Linked DNA regions of Mus musculus: region 2 is linked to region 1. A link is a loop called in an ENCODE intact Hi-C map of the cell type or tissue named here. Cell type or tissue: heart. All regions are shown on one strand. Each heading gives the region's core, and the rest is flanking DNA. Links, peaks and the distances in the headings are about the cores only. Region 1 overlaps Dynll2 (dynein light chain LC8-type 2). Region 2 overlaps Cuedc1 (CUE domain containing 1).

Region 1 (9,310 bases), core at 502-8,501:
GGGAAGTGAGAATGGAAGTGATGGGGTGGAGGGCTCCTTGGAACAGGTCTGAAGTATAGCAATGACCTCTGGGAGGCAGGAGGTGGAGAATGGAAGTGGGGTGGAGGGCTCCTGGAACAGGTCTGAAGTATAGCAATGACCTCTGGGAGGCAGGAGGTGGAGAAGGCTGACTGGGAGGAGATTCCAGAGAAGAGTGCAAGGGAAACCTTGTCTGTCGGTGACATGATTGGGGTGGGTGGGGGTTGTCATTGCCAATTGAGCTGCTGATTCTTATGAATCACATTCAGAACTCGCATAGGGTTGACACTGTAAGGGGTGGGGAAATCTAGCTATTTTTTTTTCCCCAGCCCATTCTTGGGGGTCGGGGGGAGGCAGGAGAATGCCCCTTCCTCCTAAGCCCTTCCTGTGTGTTGAGCTTTTGTTTTTCTTCAGTGCTGGCAGGGGAGGGTGGGAACTGGTGGGGACTGAGTTCCCTGTTCAAACCGTTATTGGGTACAGGATTGAATGTTTGATTTTAGGTTTTATTTTTCTTATGAATGTCCAGATCTGTGTTTCCCTGCCCTCCCAGACTCTGGCCAGTTGGAAGTGTCTCGTTTTTGTTCATCTCTCATTTCTGGTGCAGTGACTGAGACCCTGCCACATCTATGCTCTGCATCCACGCCTCTTTTGGACATTAAAGGTCGATTGATGCACTTCTGAGCTGTTGGGGTTTCTTTGGGGGCGATGGGTGGGTGGGCCTGATGCTGTTAGTGCCACCGGTGGGTGGGCTAGGTCTGTGTTTCATAGGGTGAGGTAGAGCTGTGCTTTCAATGAGTATAGGAGGTAGGTGGGGCTTCAGGTATGAAATTGGGTGGGTGAGTCTTTTGGGGAAGACTGTGGAACTGTGAGGTACCAAAGGATTAATTAAGGGACTGCAGAGCCTGCCTTGCTGCTGCCTTTGCTGGTTAGTGATTGAGAGAGCTGGAGTCTTGGGTGTTTCAGGACAAAGGCTCAGTTCAAGTTTTAGCAGAAATGAGGGGGACTGAAGGACCAAAGTTAGCTATTTCTGCTCCATATGTCTCCTGGAACAACACATTTCTGAACAGTCCAGTCTAGTCTTACTCTTTAGGACTTCCTGGAGGCCACCTTGTGGAGAGCCCTGGAAGGGAATGATAAACAGGGTCATAGGACTGTGGAAGAAAGACGGGAACTGAAATTCTCGCAGAAGAAACGGGCACTCAAAGCTGTGGCCGGGTGGGATGACTGTGTTTCAGTCATGGGGCCTTCTCTAGTCCTTTGAGAAGGGTATTGGGGGTGTCAGTCCCCCCTGTACTCCCTTCCCCCCTGAGAACAAGAGCACTGGGAATGAGAGTGGGGTAACCAGTAGAGACTAGCAATGTAACAGTGGATAGGAGGTGTCCATAGTGTGGCTGGCAGTCTCCCTGTCCCTGCTAGTGACCTCTACCCTAGGCCCAAGGTACAGTAGCTATTGTAGCCTTTGCTCAAATACCAGACACCTGGACATCATGCAGAGTGGTGCGTCTTCCCTCCACGACTGCCTTGACCCCTTTCATTCTGCATAGTTATGCCAACTTGCCTCGCTTACTTCTGCCCACGTTCCCCACTGCTTTTATCTTGAAGCCTAGCTGTGCCCATCTGCAGCAAGCGCTAGAAAAATATTTCCTGGCCAGATGGAAGCAGCATCCGCCAGTCTAGGCAGCCGCCTTGATGGGGGTCACCTGGCCTTTTGGGAGACTCGTGGGGATGATAGATAGCAAGGTGTAGGCCATCTTGCTTGCCAGCTCTGAGAAAGAAAGAAGGTGCATTTCATTTTTAGAACATTGCTTTCACATTGCTTGATTTCTCCCTTAAGAGCAGTCATTAGTCAAATGATTTGGGGATGAACAAGCCGAATTGTCCTAAACCCGCTCAGCTGTTAGCACTGCTAAAGCTCCAGCTTGAAGCAGGAATGGTGCGGTTCTCACTGGTACATCTTAAGGTTTAGACCTAGCCCTACATTGGGTAATGAACGCTAACTTCACTGGTGGGCTTCAGTTTCTCTGCTTGACCAAGGGCAGGAAGGATAAGGTGTTTCCCACAGCTATCCCTCTCCAAGGGTTGAGCTGCCCTCTTTGTAAGGCCTCTGTCTTAGGGGAGAGAGGCCACGCCCCTAATTCTGATCTCTTAGGTCTCCCCTGAATTAAAGACATCCTCTTCACTGAAGGTTAGGTGTGCCTGTGTCTGATGGGTGTGAACTTAGTGTCCACACCAATACACACATCATTGGATGACTGCTGTGTTGATAGGCCTGTGAGGCTGAAGAGGACTGGTATTGCCCGGTTCCTGCTTGTGACACCTGCCTATCTGAGTTTTGGGCTTTTTAGAGAGGCCCAACATTCAGAAACAGTGCTGTGGGGAGAATGTGTAAAAGGCACCAGCCCCTGCCCACTGCATCTGGGCAAGTTGTTTGGCTTTTCTGAACCATCTGTGCATGAAGAATATGCCTCTTCTGCAGTGTGGCTCTGAGGGTCCAGTGGCTTCTATCAAAATGCTTTGAATTGGAAAGATAACTGAAGATAATCTGCCTAATAAAGTCAGAAGAGGCAGGATTCTGAGGGAACTCGAGTTCGTTCTCACACACGTTACACCAGCCCTTTCCTTCCCCATACATTTGTGTACACACACAGAAAAGGCCCACGAACAGAAACAGACCTGAAGTCACAAGGATGCTAGGACAAGTGGGATGCACACTGAACTCTGCTGGTGCACAGCTCAGGGTTTTAGTGTATCTCAGGTACACGTTTGTGCAAACAGCAACGTTTATGTCCCCCTTGAGGGAAACCCTGTAGCTATTTGCAGTCAATTCCCGTTGCCTTTTCAGCCTCTAGAAAACACTAATCACATGCATGTGCCCAAATGTGGCTCATAGAGGCTGACACCGGGTGCCTCCATCACTTCTTAACTCAGACCATCTCACAAAGCCTGGAGTTTGCTGACTTGGTTGGACTGGGTGATTAGCGAGTTGCTGCCTATCCCCGCCTCCCCTCTGCCATGTCCCATTGCTTTTTTTTTTTTTTTTTTTTTTGAGACTGGGTTTCTCTGTGTAGCCCTGGCTGTCCTGGAACTCACTCTGTAGACCAGGCTGACCTTGAACTCGGAAATCCGCCTGCCTCTGCCTCCCGAGTGCTGGGATTAAAGGCGTGCACCACCACCACCTGGCTTTCCCACTGCATCTTTTGTTTTTTGTTTTTTTTTTCCTAATTCATTAAAATTTTTAAAAAGTTATAAATATGGATGCTTTGGAGATATGCATGTCTGCATAATATATGTATGTATTGTGCCTTTAGTACATACATATTGGATCCCCTGGAACTGGAGTCACAGACAGTTGTGACCAAATAGGTCTTGGAGTTGAACCCAAGTCCTCTGGAAGAGCACCAGTGTTCTTAAGTGCAGAGCTTACTCTCCAGCTCCTTCACCTGGGTTTTAGAATGTGGATCCTGGGGAATTGAGCTCAGGTCCTCATGCTAGTGTGGCAGCACTTTACCAACCGAGCCATCTCCCCAGCCCACTAATGCTTTGTGTCTCAGAATTTGCCCAGTCACATTTCACATAAATAGATTCCTGCAATATCTAGCTTTTGAGTCTAGCTTCTTAGTGTGTTTTCATGATATGCCAATGGCGTACCTTTCTGGAAAAGTACCGCTCCACTAAGCAGACTTAATACATTCTGCTCACCGTTAAAGGATTTTTTTTTGTTTTTGTTTTTATTTTTTGTTTGTTTTTGCTATTGAAAACTGCTGCTATGAACATTATTCATGTTTTTGTGTGGGTATCTTGAGGTTGCCACATCTACTGAACTGCCATTGTAGCAGAAAGTGGTGATAGTCTGTAAATAAGTGAACATCACTCTTCCAGTAAGCCTTCGTGCAGATGGGGTCCAGATTTGCCTGGACCATACCTGGCCAACCTCCAATCCAGCTGCTTTCACAGGACTCAGTATTCCAGAACTACTACGGAAGGTGACTTCTCCCTCTTCGGCAGCCAGTAGGTTCCCCTCTGTAGTGCATTGGTGTTAGGAATGGTGGTATTTCTAACCAGTTAGAAGCTGGTACTGGCCATCATCAAAAGTGGCTGTATATGTGCAGTGACATGGGCAAGCCCTTGACCCTTGCCACCAACGGCAGGCAGGAGAGCTGGCCCTGCCCCTTACCAGCTGCAGCACTCAGGAGAACCAGCCATGCACCTCACCTGGACAGCTCAATAAATCTGGCCCTGGATGTGTGTGTGTGTCTGTGTGTGTGTCTGTGTGTCTGTGTGTCTGTGTGTGGGTCACTGATGAGCTGCCTTCAAGGGCATGAAAGCAGGAGAGCTGACTGGCTGACCAGCTAAGATCCCTCTCAGATCCAGATCTAGGGCTTTGAATTGGCTCAGCCCAACCAACATCTACCCCATCCATGAACTGCTGGAGTGCATGAAGGGGCTGGTCCTACACATCCAAAACTACAGGATCTCCATGACACAGGGCAACAACAGGATCTTTGAGAAGAGTCTCAGTGCTGTTCTAGTATTGATAGTGTATCAGAATCCAGGTGCCTTGGACCAGACCAAGTCATTGCCATGAACATATGCAAGCAGAGAAGTGTGGACAAAGGGTATACTGTGGGCCACTGTGCCACACTACAGCTTCCACAATGAGATAACTTTTCTTTGTTGATGGGGAGGTTGCAGGGGTGGAGGGGAAGAGGGGGAGAGAGGAGTGGAATTGGGGTACATGATATGAAGGTCACAAAAACCGAAAGAAGTGGCTGTGTAATGCTCTGGTACAATGCTACATGTTGAACATGAACGCAGTAAACACTGAGTCATGGTTTAACTCTTCTATCAAAGCAACCCTTTGAGTTCCTGGGACTGGCCATGCCTGTCTTATTTTGGTGAAAGCCAACCTTTGGCCCTCCAAGGAAGCAAGATCTTCTCTGATGATTTATATCAAAGTCACTTCTACTCTAGAAACAGCCAGTCACCCTAGTAGGTTGTCTTGTCCACTAGTTGCCTATCTAGCTAAGTCCCTTGCAAGGAATTGCCTTATGTCTATGTGGGGGCTGGCTAGGCAAGGCTGAAGCCTGTAGAGCAGGCTGTGAGGACAGACTGGCTGGGAGCCTCAGGCTGGAGCTCCACAGGTCAGATCTCTTCGGGGATCCCCATCATCCAGGACAATCGCATTCACATAGTGTTAGCTGAGGCCACAGAGCCTCTTCCCAGCAAACTGCAATTTTGTCTTTCCTACTTGGTCCCGCACACAGCTCCTTAAACCCAATCTCTATTGAGGCAAACAGCCGCGCTTCTGCCTGTCAGAGCACTGCCACCCTGTGGACAACTGGAGATGAGTCAGAGCCCCTGGGAACTGCTTTTTTGTTCCATCTGCAAACTTCATCGGGTGTGATGTAGTTAGCTGTTATGAACACATGAAACGGTAGGGGAGAAGAGGGAGGCAAGTGAGTGTTATGGCATATATACACAAGACAAAAGGGGGTACGCACAAAGCCTTGTTGAGTGGAGCCTCAGGGCTCAGCTTCTCTGTCCCCAGCAAGGCAAACACCTGGATCAGGTAGCCTGGGTAGTGACAGCACCTGGACTGCAGCCCAGACCTGACAGAGAAGCCTCTCTTGGGATGGTCTCAAATCCAGCAGTGGTGGGGACCCTTGGGGTGTGAATGGCGCACTCAGCAAGTCGCTCACGAGTGGTGGACTTTTTTTTTTTTTTTTTTTTTTTTTTTTTTTTTGATGCTGGATGGAACCCAGGGTCTCACAATAGGCAAGCAGTCTGCCTCTGGGCTGCAATCCCCCGGCCAAAAGTGACCAAGATCTGGCCTCCAAAGTCCAAAGAGGTCCACTGTGTCCTTAAGGTTTTTCTTTTTCTTCCCTCCCTGCCAACCTCCCAGCTATACAAAGGGCCCAATGCAAGAATGTATTGTTTACTTTGGAAGAGAAATCTTGACTCAGGCTACTGAACCCCAGAAATTCCACAAAAAGTCTGACATTATCAGGTGGATTCCCTTGTCCCATGAAATACAAATATCTTACTAATGCTACTCTGTGCTCACTACTAGGTCCTACCCATATAATGCCACCATGCAGTGACATCTGGTGGAAGGGAAAGACAAGGTCTCAAGAACTAGATGATAAACTGGGAGAGCGCTTGTGCTGACGGGGGTTGGGGAGAGTGGGTGAGGTGGGGGTGGGGGGGGGAGGGGAGCAAATGGCTTCTGGTTTTTATAAGCAGGTGCTGGGAAAGGCATTTGCTACCTCAAAAGCTGTCTGTTAGATGCCCAGAAATGTGTGGAGCAGGTAGGTCCTTTCTCAGGGCAGACATGGTCACCCCGCAGTTTGTACTGGGAAATGAAGCCCTGAACTTATGCTTCCCCCGCCCCCCTCCCCGTTTTAACTGTATTGGTTACTTGTTTCTGTGACAAAGGCTCTTAAGGAAGGGTTTGCTGGGCTGGTGAGATGGCTCAGTGGGTAAGAGCACCCGACTGCTCTTCCAAAGGTCCGGAGTTCAAGTCCCAGCAACCACACGGTGGCTCACAACCATCCGTAACAAGATCTGATGCCCTCTTCTGGTGTGTCTGAAGACAGCTACGTGTACTTACATATAATAAATAAATAAATCTTTAAAAAAAAAAGGGAAGGGTTTGCTTCAGCTTGGAGTCCCAGGAGTGTGAGGCAGCCAGTCACATTGCCCTCAGTCAGGCAGAGATGAACCTTGGAATGGTGTTACCCACAGGTAAGGTGGGTCTCCCCACCTCAGTGACCCCGTGAAGGCTTTGTCTTCTAGGTTATTTCGGATTCTGCCAACTTGACAGTTGCTATGGTAAATTACTGGAACGAAAGCAACTTCAGGAGAGCAAGGGTTTATTTGGCTATCATAGCAAGGTCAAAGCAGAGACTTGAAGCAGCCGAGTCAGAGGCACAGTCAAGAGTAGAGGGGGAAGAAATGAATGCACGTTTGCTTGTGCTTAGCCCCTCCTCCGGTACAACCCGGTACAACCCAGGACAACCCAGGACTCGAACCCAGGGAATGGTGCTCTCCATACTGAGTTCTTCTCACCCTAACGTAGTCAAGACAGCTCCTTACCCATGCACCCACGGGCCAAGCTAATCAAAACAACCCAGGTGACAACCTGTGCCTATCTGCCTGTGAAACCTCATCCGAAGGGTGTGGTGTACATCTCACCTTTGATCCCAGCCTATGGGAGGTTAGAGGAAGCTGGATCTCTGAAAGCTGAGTGGGAGGTTAGAGGAAGCTGGATCTCTGAAAGCTGAGGCCAGGCAGGTCTACATAAGCAAGTTCCAGACCAGCCAGGGCTCCTCATGGCTCAACCAGCCTTTCTTTTCTTTTCTTTTCTTTTCTTTTCTTTTCTTTTCTTTTCTTTTCTTTTCTTTTCTTTTCTTTTCTTTTCTTTTCTTTTCTTTTCTTTTCTTTTCTCTTCTTTTTCTTTTCTTTCTCTTTCCTTTCCTTTCCTTTCCTTTCCTTTCCTTTCCTTTCCTTTCCTTTTCTTTTCTTTTTTTTTTTTTTAGCCCTGGCTGTCCTGGAACTCACTCTATAGACCAGGCTGGCTTCAAATTCAGAAATCCACCTGCCTCTGCCTCCCAAGTGCTGGGATTAAAGGCCTGAGCCATCACTGCCCGACCAGCCTGCTTTCTTATAGAATCCAGGACCATCTGCCCAGGGATGGCTCCACCCATAATGGGCTGTGCCCTCTCCCATCAATCACTATAAGAAAATGTCCTTGCCATTGTGTGGTGGCGCACGCCTTTAATCCCAGCACTCGGGAGGCAGAGGCAGGCGGATTTCGGAGTTCGAGGCCAGCCTGGTCTACAAAGTGAGCTCCAGGACAGCCAGGGCTATACAGAGAAACCCTGTCTCGAAAAAAAAACCAAAAAAAAAAATGTCCTGGACTGGAGAGATGGCTCAGTGGTTAAGAGCACTGACTGCTCTTCCAAAGGTCCTGAGTTCAAATTCCAGCAACCACACTGTGGCTCACAACCATCTGTAACAAGATCTGACTCCCTCTTCTGGAGTGTCTGAAGACAGTTACAGTGTACTTACATATAATAAATAAATAACTCAAAGAAAGAAAGAAAGAAAGAAAGAAAGAAAGAAAGAAAGAAAGAAAGAAAGAAAGAAAGAAAGAAAGAAAGAAAGAAAGAAGATTTTCTACAGGCTTGCTTTACAGCCCCTTCTTATGGAAGGAATTTCTTAATTGAAGCTCCCTCTTCTCAAATGACTCTAGCTTGTGTCAAGTTGACATAAAACTAGCCAGCACTCAACAGTCTTTAAAAATTCCAGTGTTTTAAAAGTCCAAACTCTCAACTTTGAGCCCAAATTAAATTAAGCAAGTTGTATGCTTTCTTTCTTTATTGTTAATTTTATGTGCACTGGTGTTTTGCCTGCACGTATGTCTGTGTGAGGGCATCAGATCCCCTGGAACTGGAGTCACAGACAGCTGTGAGGTGCTGTGTGGGTGCTGGGAATTGAACCAGGGTCCTCTGGAAGAGCAGCCAGTGCTCTTAACTGCCGAGCTATCTCTGTAGCCCTCCCCTCCCCCAAGCTTTATACTTTCAACATACAATGGAACATACAAACTTTCTTTTTCTTTTCTTTCTTTTTTCTTTTTGTTTTTGTTTTTTTTTTTTCAAGACAGGGTTTTTCTGTGTAGTCCTGGCTGTCCTGGAACTCACTCTGTGGACCAGGCTGGCCTCGAACTCAGAAATCCATCTGCCTCTACCTCCCAAGTACTGGTATTAAAGACGTGTGCCACCACTGCCTGGCTATAAACTTTTTTATTCCAGAATGGAAGGCCAGGTGCATAGCAAATGAACAGTACCCCAAGGCAAAATGGAAACCCAGCAGGGAAAACATCAAGTCTTGTAGTTCCAGTGACTAACATCTGAAGCTTGTAATAGAGTCTTCTGGGTTTTCACAGGATTGGGGACCCCCCCCCCAGCTCTGCCTCCTTACATGTGGCTCCTTAGGCTCGGACCACATGCACTCCACACCTGCAGCTTTCCTTGGCAGATACACGATGGTTCTGGCATCTCCAATACTCTGAAGTTCTCTATTGCTACCATGGCTTTACCCTCGCTGCTTCATACAATATCCTTTCAGGGCCTCTATGCAGGAACAAAAATCATGTCACACAGTGTCTGGCCTCAGCTGCTCTCTGTGATCCATTTAATGTCAGTCACATCTTTGCCATCAAAACCAGTGCCAGGCGGATAATGCTTATGATACCATCAACTTGTGTGGCCAGCTTGAGATAGAGTCTGAC
Region 2 (9,310 bases), core at 546-8,545, 220 kb before region 1:
CACACACACACACACACGCACGCATGCATGTCTTCAAGTCCACTACCTATAAACCAGAACTATATATATGTAATCTAAAAAGGAAGAAAGAAAAGAGACTCTGACCTCTAGGTCAGCTATGAAGGCTCAAGGTCCCAGTTCCTGAGATCTAGGGTAGTCAGCTCTGGGGAGTAAACATGCTCCTAGCTAAATATAACCTTCCCAGCCCTCATCAACTTTCTAATTCTGTCCATGTCAGAACTATCTGCTGGCCTTGCCTAGAATCACACTTCCCTTCTCCCTCCAAGGCCTGCCTAGCACGGCCTATGATGGGAAAGCATTGGAAAGGCTTATTCCAAGTTCATGGAGGAAAGTCAAAGACGAAACTTTCCAATTCAGAAGAAATCACAAGTGTGTGTTTGGCAGGGGTCTCTAAATTATCTTGGAGTTTTTGAAATTTCCCTTGCCATGTTTAATCCTTCCTGTAACAGAAAGAAAAGAATATTGGTGGGCAGAGAGAAGGACTCAGGGATGTGGGGACCTGGCTGATCAGAAGTTCACACCCAAGATGTGTTCACTCATAACCCAAGATGAAGTTGTTGGGTAGCTGAGACCAGAAAGAGCAGAGCGGAGGCTCTCTGTCTTCTAGACTAGGCTAAGGTACACAGTAAGTGCTGGCCAGCAACTGTCCCATGGTGGTTATAGTGTCACTGTTGTGAGGTCATCTGGGAGTGCAGCTGATGGCATCTCACAGGTGGCCTTATGGAAGATGGGGGTGAGCTTAGCACCTTACTTGCAAGTACTCTTCTGCTAAGTCCTACCTACCCCTGCCCCTACTCCTCTTCTCATGTTTTACTTAGACAAGATCTCACTAAGTTTCTCAGGCTGGCCTTGCACTTGTGATCCTTCTAGCTTAGCCTCCAAAGTAGCCTGAATTGCAAACCTGTACAAGACCTGAAATTGTTAGGTTTTTTTTTCCCCCCTTGAAAAGTGATCCATTCTTTCCACTTAGCACTTAAACACAAGCTCTCACCTGACTAGGTGTTCTAATGAACCATCTCTTCCACCCCTTGCTTGTTTTTGCTGTTGTTGCTGCTGCTCTTTGTTTATAGATGCCTCACTAAGTAGCCTGGCTGGCCTGGAACTACAGAGATCTACCTGCATCTGCCTCCCCAGTGCTGGCATTAAAGGCGTGTGCCACTGTGCCAATTGTGGTGGTGGTGGTTTATCGAGATGGGCTGCATCTAGAAGTGCAGTTCTGTTGGTAGAGTGCTTGTGTAGTCCCCACAAAGTACAGCATCAAATAGAACAGGACATGATGACGTGGGACAGTCACCCCAGGTCTCCAGAGGCAGAACTGAGAGACTCAGAAACTGAAGGCCATCCCCAGTGACAAAGGAACTTGGAGACCAAATTTCTGTGTGTGGTTTGCACCCACCAGCCCCTCGCTCTCTGCTCCCAGCTAGATTCTAGTTGATTCTGAAGTTGGAGGCACAGGCAGGGAGTGGAAGGAAGGAGTGTGGAGGTGAGCGTTGACCCATCCCCTACTCCATCCCTGCACACTCTGAGAACGGAAGGTCACATAGCTTACCCTGAGCCACTCTGCACAGCTATCTCTCAGACCAGGTTCAGCTCATTGACCTGTGCTCTTGGCATCCAGTCTACATACCCACCCCCACGTGGCTTCCATATATTCTGCCAATGTCTGTGTAAATAGCACCCCTGCTTAAGGAGTGCATGGGAATTTGTCAGACAAAGAGAACACTGGAAATGCCAGCCTCTTGTTAAAATCATGAGAACTCCTAGCCTTGTGTGCTGGAGAGCTTGGTTCATGGTAATCAGGCGATTGCTTCATTTAAATAATAGAAAATTATGAAAGGGGTACCCTCCAGAAGACAACCCATGGGCCTTGGTTCTCTGCTTTCTCTGTGTAGAGGCCAAGGTTGAATTCACGTGCCCCAGCTTGGCATCAAGTGCCCTTACCTGCTGAGCCATCTCCTTGGCTCTAGCAATTGCTTTAAATGGGAGGAAAGAAATAGTATGTATTCATACACAGTATAAGAATTATAGGGTTGCACAACCTGGACTACATAATGTGTTCCAAGCCAGCTTGGCTTGGACTGCAGAAAGAGACCCTGTCTTAAAACACACACACACACACACACACACACACACACACACACACACACACACCCCTCTACTAAGGTGAGGAGGGCACAAGGCAGGGAAGGGAGGGTGTGGTCCCCTTGCTCTTCTCCAGGCTGTGGAGTCCCTGGCTTTCTTTCTAGCTAAGCATGCCCTCTAGGGTGCCCATGTCTGCAGTCCCCACCATACCCAGCCACATGCTGTTAGTGCTCCAACATAGTCTTTCCCTCTCAATTCTGTCTGTTTACTTGTCTGAGTCTATCTCCCTGGGCCTCTTTCGGGGCAGGGCTTACCACTGGTTCTTAGTGAGTTTTCTAGTGAACAGCATGGATAAATAAAGCCAAGTCAGGACAAATGAGGGTGTAGTGACCACAGGCCACTTATGCCTGCCTGCCTGCCTGCCTGCCTGCCTGCACACATCTTGCATGGCCACCTGAGCCCTTTGAGGCCTTGCCAAAACACAGTCTATGTGGAGGCATTTTCCTACCCCACCATGCATTGAGTGTGTCCTTCACTTTTACCTGTGGCTGCCCACTGCCTCAGCAATGAATAAATACTTTTTATAGTCCTCTGGGGCTTCTGCTTTGGTTTCTGTAAAACGGAGATAACCATAGCACCTAACAGAAGCCTGTTTTCTATGAGTGTTTGTGCCTGTTTGGAACCTCAGCACTTGGGAGGTGGAGGCAGGAGGATCTCAAGTTCAGAACCATCTGGACTATATAGTGAGACCCTCTCTCAGGGGCAGGAGTTGGAAGAGCCTTGTCGTGAAGAGTCAATGCGTTAACGCTGCAAAGCATTTGTGCAGTGAACATAGCTAATGATGATTTCTGAGGACTCCACCCTTAGGAGCAGAGTGAAATCACAGCTAACAATTCACAAGACATTCACAGTCACCCTCCACTCACCAGCGATTGCCCCGAGGAAGACTCCAGCACAGACAAAGGAGAGAGCGACACTTTGTGCCCATAACTGCCCTGGAGGTCTATGTGACTTTGTCTCCTCTCCATCACCAAGGAAAGAGGAGTGGCTGAGCCTGAGCCACATTCCATTGGAGTTTATGCTAATTAGACACATTTTGACGGCTTTCTTGGCAGGTATTTCTGGGCCTGTAAATCTGGGGGAAGCTCCTAGGGAATTTGAGAAGGCAGATTCTGTTTAGGTTGGCCTGGACTGGGGGCTTGAACTGCTCTTCTCTTCTCTTCTCTTCTCTTCTCTTCTCTTCTCTTCTCTTCTCTTCTCTTCTCTTCTCTTCTCTTCTCTTCTCTTCTTTCTTTAAATAGTTATTTATTTAATGTACACGAGTAACACCATAACTGTCCCCAGACACACTGGAAGACTGCATTGGACTCTGTTACAGATGGCTGTGAGCCACCATGTGGTTGCTGGGAATTGAACTCAAGACCTCTAGACAAACAGCAGTCAGTGCTCCCAACCTCTGAGCCATCTCTCCAGCCCTTGAACTGCATGTCTAACAAGCTTCTGGGTTGGCAGCCAGTCTGCTAGTCTGCAAGTAGGGTAATCAGCTTTCTCAAGCTTACAGTGTAAGTTGGAATGGACTTTCTTGGTTCTAGCGTTGGGAGTTTTGCATCCAGGCCACCCTTTGAATGACAAGGTCACAGCATGGCAGGCTTCTGTAGAGTTCAAGCTAGCTTCACAACTGCTCACTCTAGAGTTCCTGGAAGAATCCTCTTGACATGATGTTCCCCGTTTAATTAATGAACCCGAGGGCTTGGCACACTCTTTAATCCCAGCACCTTGGAGGCAGGAGCAGACAGATCTCTGAGTCTGGGGCCAGCCTGGTCTACAAAGCAACTTCCAGAACAGCCGGGCATACACAGTGAGATCCTCTCTGAAACAACAACAAATCTAGAATTGACAACCATAGGTTGACTGTGCCCCTGCCCCCAGGTAGGGTAGGGCTTGCCTTATGGATCCTGAAGCTTACATAACTTCAGTGACATTTGACATTTAAAAACATCTTTGTTTCGCAATTTCCACCAAATATGGCTATATGAACAATCTTCTGTCTGTATGGCTTGAAGCCAAAGATGAACTCTTGGCCTCTTGCCAAAAAAAAAAATGTTCTACTTTTCTGTGGTCAGTGACATCCACTTCTGCAAAATGACCACCTGGTGGCAGTAGGATTCCACAGACCCTTTTCTTACACACACACACACACACACACACACACACACACACACACACACACACACACTCGCCAGAAATTTCCAGCATTCTCCTAGCTGGCCCAGATCACTAATCCAACAAATGAATCTATGCTGTGATAATGGGCAGAAGGAGTCTGTGTGCTTCTCTCTCAATAGCAGGCTTGCAGCTTGCTGGATATGCTTAAGAGATTGTTTGGAAACCCAGATAAAAAAAATGCTAGTGGGGGAGTTCCGGACACTTTGCTGGGTCACAGATATTCTGGGAAGTGGTTTTGGGCAGGAAGACCCTTTCTGTTCGTCACACATGGTATCCAGGTGGGGATCCTGGATCTTGTCACCTGTCCTCCTCTTGTCTGCCAGCAGGTAGCTTAGCACTGAGGTATCAACTCTGAAATTCTCCTGCTTGGGTTCAAATCCAGGGATACTTACTAAGGATGGAGATCACATAAGAGGCACAACTTCATCTCTGGACCTCCCTGCACCTCCATTTCCTGGTGCGTAAAAAATGGGAGTAACAATGATTTTGTATTCTCATTGCTGGGTTGGGTACAATAAAACACATAAGGCACCCCCAGGAGAGTGGCCAGCAGACAGTGAACCCCAATAACTGCTATCATCATTGCACCTCACACCCTACCTGCCCCTTGTTCTTCAGGACAAATTCTCTGACCATTATGGCCCACTCCTGAGCAGTGCTTCAAGACAACGAGGGGACAGAAGTTGAGACTCAATGTAACCACACCAGTTCTTCTGTACACACTGCTTATCAGATCCCATGATTTTCTTGCAAGTTGAGGCCATTGCCCAGGGATGCCAAAATGTGTGAAGGGCCAGGGGCACTGGCAGGCTCGGAATCCAGACAGAATTTTTACAGAAATCTTTGAGTGTCACCTTATGACACTCAGGAGCACACATGTGATCACCAGGAGCTTAACATGTGCAGATGACATGATGTCCAAGGGCTGATGGCTGTGGTCAGGAACAGGCTGTCTCCACTTCTTGGTCTGGTCTTCACACTCTTTAACCTGGTAATGTCTCTTCCCAGACCGCTCATTCTATGGTGTAGTTACAATCACCTTCAGACTTTCTTATACTAATAGGAAAAATGGCACATGGCTCTAAGAACTTTCCTGTAAATTAGAATCACCTGAGATTTTACAATCAAATTCTCAGGCTAAATTGCAAACCAAGTACAATATGATGTAGAGGATGCATGCATTCTAAAGTGCAAATCTCAGACCTATGGACGTTTTTGGCTACAATGTTCATAAGACACTTGAATTAAAACATAATTTTGGTGCTTTGGGAGCTGTCTTTTTCTTTTTTCTTTTTAAAGATTTATTTTTATTTTATGTATGTAAGTACACTATAGCTGTTGCTGTCTTCAGACACACCAGAAGAGGGCATCGGATCCCTTTACAGATGGTTGTGAGCCACCATGTGGTTGCTGGAAATTGAACTCAGGACCTCTGGAAGAAGCCAGTGCTCTTAACTGCTGAGCCATCTCTCCAGACCCAGGGGAGCTGTCTTTTAGTTTGTTTGTTTGTTTGTTTGTTTCCGAGACAGGGTTTCTCTGTGTAGCCCTAGCTGTCCTGGAACTCACTCTGTAGACCAGGCTGGCCTCGAACTCAGAAATCCATCTGCCTCTGCCTTCCAAGTGCTGGGATTAAAGGCGTGCGCCATCACTGCCCGGCCGGGAGCTGTCTTTTTGAGTTTCTGTTTATTACAATTGTGTGTATGCTCGTGTGCACATGCCAATGCATGTACTCGGAGGTCAGAGGATTTCAGGTGGTTCTCTCCTTCCACAGTGAGATCTGGGATCAAGCTCAGCTGGCTGATGCCAGTGCTTTTCCTATGACATCATCTTCCTGGCCCAGAACTTGTTTTCAGACTTGAGTATAGATTAGAGTTATCTTCGGAGCTTGTTACAATGCCTTCCTGTTGTAACTTTGATAGATTTTTATTTTTATTTTATTTTATTTGGTTTTTCAAGACAGGGTTTCTCTGTCTAGCCCTGGCTGTCCTGAAACTCACTTTGTAGACCAGGCTGGCCTCGAACTCAGAAATCTGCCTGCCTCTGCCTCCCAAGTGCTGGGATTAAAGGCGTGCGCCACCACGCCTGGCGGGACATTTCTTTTAAAAACATTTTTATTTAAAAATTATCGTGTGTGTGTGTGTGTGTGTGTGTGTGTGTCGTCAGAAGTGAGCATCAGATCTCCAGAACCTAGAAGGCAAGCATTTCTACAAGCACACAGGTAGCTCTACAGCTTCCTTTCAGTACAGCACAGTTCTCGGACACTGATGAATAACTGGCCTAAGGTAGGAAGAGAATCTTAGTTTGCATGTATAGCATGCCACCTGACTTAGGAATGCCACCATACCAGCCTAACTGTATCTGTTAGGGTTAAGGTAGGACCCCGAGGGCAGGGCAACAGGAACAGTTGTTTATATCCTAGCTTGAAATCCTTTCCTTGAGGGAAAGAGCCTTGTCGAGATGACTCTGAGCCCAGAACAAGAAACGTGTGCTGTTAAAAGTCACAAGTCTCCACATGAGGAAGACATTTAACCTTGAGAATTGCCCGTTTCCTTCTTCAGTCGCCAGCATCCTGTCCCTGCCCACGTAAAGGTGAAAGAGTCCAGCTGAGTTGGGGGACTGAGGAAGCTAAGCCGTTGCGTTCCTTTTGAAGTGCAAGGTGCACACTTCTGTGATGCACACCTAATGGTGACACCCCCAAGTCACCATTAATCCCTGCTTTGGTGTTTAATGCGGGGAAGCACGGTATTGACGCTTTCACAACGGGCTGGGTTTCTTAACCCTGTTTTCTCGCCAATCAGCAAGTGGCTTTTTGTTTTGGTTTGGTTTGGTTTTTTGAGCGGCAAAGAGGAAGGAGGCTTGCTAGACAAAGCCAGCAGGTCACACAGACAGCAGGTGTCACCACCTATGGTGGTGTGCAGGGCGACTGAGTTCTCTGGGTCTTAAAAACAACCTTGAGTGAAGGTTAGCGGAGGTGTGTGTTTTGGGGGGCGGGGAGGCAACCAGATGGGGGAGAGGATGGGAAAAGCGAGGCAGGTGACCCAAGGATTCGGCAAGACTCCAAAAACCAAATCCTCTCACCTGCGGAAACAAAAGGAGGGAGGGTCCAGCCCACGCCGCTGGCCACATCAGAGCACCAAGAGAACACCAAGTCTTTATTACCGGAATTCCTATGAAACAGCTCCAAGGAAAAAAACAAAAAAAAAAACACACACTGGAGGGAAAGAATAACAAAGTGACACACACACAAACCTAGGGCTTCCCCGAGGGCGCCCGGCCTTGGAGCAGGGAGGGCCCAGACACGTCTGGAGCTCAGTTTAGCCTCCCGGGGCTCCTGGAGGTGGGGAGCTGTCTTTCTCTCCAGGGTTCACGGGCCTGGCTCGGAGCCAACGTGGTCCCCACCCCCACCCGGACTGGCTGCGCACGCTTCCCCACTTGGTCACTCTCTGCGTACACCTCTCTTCCGAGCCCGGGGAAGCTCGACTGACCCGCAGGAGTTGAGGCGTTTGCGGTCCCATGCCCACCAGGCTCCCATTTTCTGCCAGTCCTTAGCAGCCCCCACCACCCACGCATCGGATCCCATTCTCAACCAGGACCCCCGCACCTGTCCAGACTTCCCAGATCTCTCTAAATGGTCAGCGCGTTCCCAGGTCGTGGGGCGAGCGGGACACGGGTGCGGCCTCCGTCCCGTGGCAGTGGTTGGTGCAGGTTCCTTAAATCGCCTCTGGTCTCTCCACCTGAGGCACCCGGCAAGTTCTCGTTCTAGGTGCTTGCCGCTCTGCCGAGGCTGGCAACTTCGGCAACTTGCACGTCAGTCTGCACCTTTTCATTTGGGGTCACCCCAACTCTTAAACTCCAGCACCTTCCCCTCTTACAAAAAACAGCAGGACCGGTCCAGCCCCTGGGGTACTCCACTGTGATGTAAATTTAGAACCTGTTTCTGTGTTCAGCCTAACTAAAGACCCTGCCTAAACAGAATCCGACAGCTCCGGGGTCACTCTCCCCATCCCGGCTGGGTCAAATGGAGGCTGCTGGAGGTGACAGCCAGCCCTTAATAGAAGCAGCCCTATAAACTGGACCCGACAAGACCGAAGTGTCCAGAGTTCCGTGCAGGGTTGGAGCCAAGAGTCAGCAGTCCCCGACAAGGCTGAGGTGCAGGAGACCTTGGGGGGGAGGGGGGGGGAAGGCCGCAGCGGCTTGGGGGAGGGTATAGATCGGACCCACTGTGGCAGGTCAGGAGAGATAGGAAAGAAACCGAACTCTCTTCAGGCCCAAAGAATCTCCACATGGGTCATCTTGTCAGTTCCTAACTGGAACCTTGGGATCCTTCTTCTTCCTCTCTTTCTTTCTTTCTTTCTTTCTGGAAAGGGGGGGGGGTTTCCTGCATTTCTGCTCATCCCCTATAGAGGAGCCAGACTACAAATGGGGTTTGTGGCTGGCTGGCTGCTGTCTCGAAGGCTCCAGGCCCCTCCTCCAATCATAAGCAGCTCTGAAAGTTCTAAGTCCTGTCTGTGGAAAGCGGCAGTGGCTGGGCTGGGCTGTGTGGCTGAAGAAGCCTGAGCCTTGGTGTGCGAGCACCGTCTGTCTGGGCTGCAGCTGGAGGGCACTGGTGCTGCTCTCTGGTTGCCCCCACCCAGTCAGAGCATCTCTGGCAAGGTGAAGCTGCTGGCACCTGGGGAGTAGAGAGAATGAGACGTTTTTTCATCAAAGGAGCTCCTCCGTCACCGGCTTTCCCCGCCACCGGAGAATATGAGGCTCCTCCTCCTCTTGCCGGAGGTTCTAGATCATTCTGGAACTCTGCCTTGGATCATACCCACTGCTCAACTGCAGGGACCTTAGCAGCTAGACGTGGAGTGGGAGGAGATGGAAGTGGAAAGGAAGCTTTTGCATGGGGAGGCCTCACAGGTGGGAGACTGCCCCACCCCTGAGTCCTGTTAGTAGCTTCAAGGAGCTACACTAAATCCGAGGATTTGAAGGGGCAGAA

The links. A loop is a pair of places that touch in the nucleus more often than their neighbours do. Peaks named below come from ENCODE experiments on the same cell type or tissue, not always from the same donor. Only the 100,000 strongest peaks of a DNase experiment are listed, where the experiment ranks them.
Region 2: a loop joins it to region 1, with 4 times the contacts of the local background. A loop is called at or near these places in 41 of 42 quality-filtered maps.

The regions. Positions count from the first base shown.
Region 1 is chr11:87,970,914-87,980,223 of GRCm38, reverse strand. Dynll2 (dynein light chain LC8-type 2) reads left to right here. Exons shown (of 3, transcript NM_026556.4): 3 at 1-699. Among named protein-coding and RNA genes, the nearest start is that of Dynll2, 12 kb to the left of the region's middle. In heart, for the core only: CTCF peaks have their summits at 1,131 (motif pointing left), 5,352 (motif pointing left) and 6,132 (motif pointing left); no DNase peak of the experiment used is centred there; H3K4me3 peaks cover 268 bases; H3K27ac peaks cover 384 bases; H3K27me3 peaks cover 476 bases.
Region 2 is chr11:88,192,285-88,201,594 of GRCm38, reverse strand. Cuedc1 (CUE domain containing 1) reads right to left here. Exons shown (of 11, transcript NM_198013.3): 11 at 7,455-8,998. It also overlaps a transcript of Mrps23 not described here. Among named protein-coding and RNA genes, the nearest start is that of Mrps23, 7.4 kb to the left of the region's middle. In heart, for the core only: CTCF peaks have their summits at 4,214 (motif pointing right) and 5,685 (motif pointing right); DNase peaks (open chromatin) are centred at 4,274, 7,380 and 7,714; H3K4me3 peaks cover 1,675 bases; H3K27ac peaks cover 3,621 bases; H3K27me3 peaks cover 1,956 bases.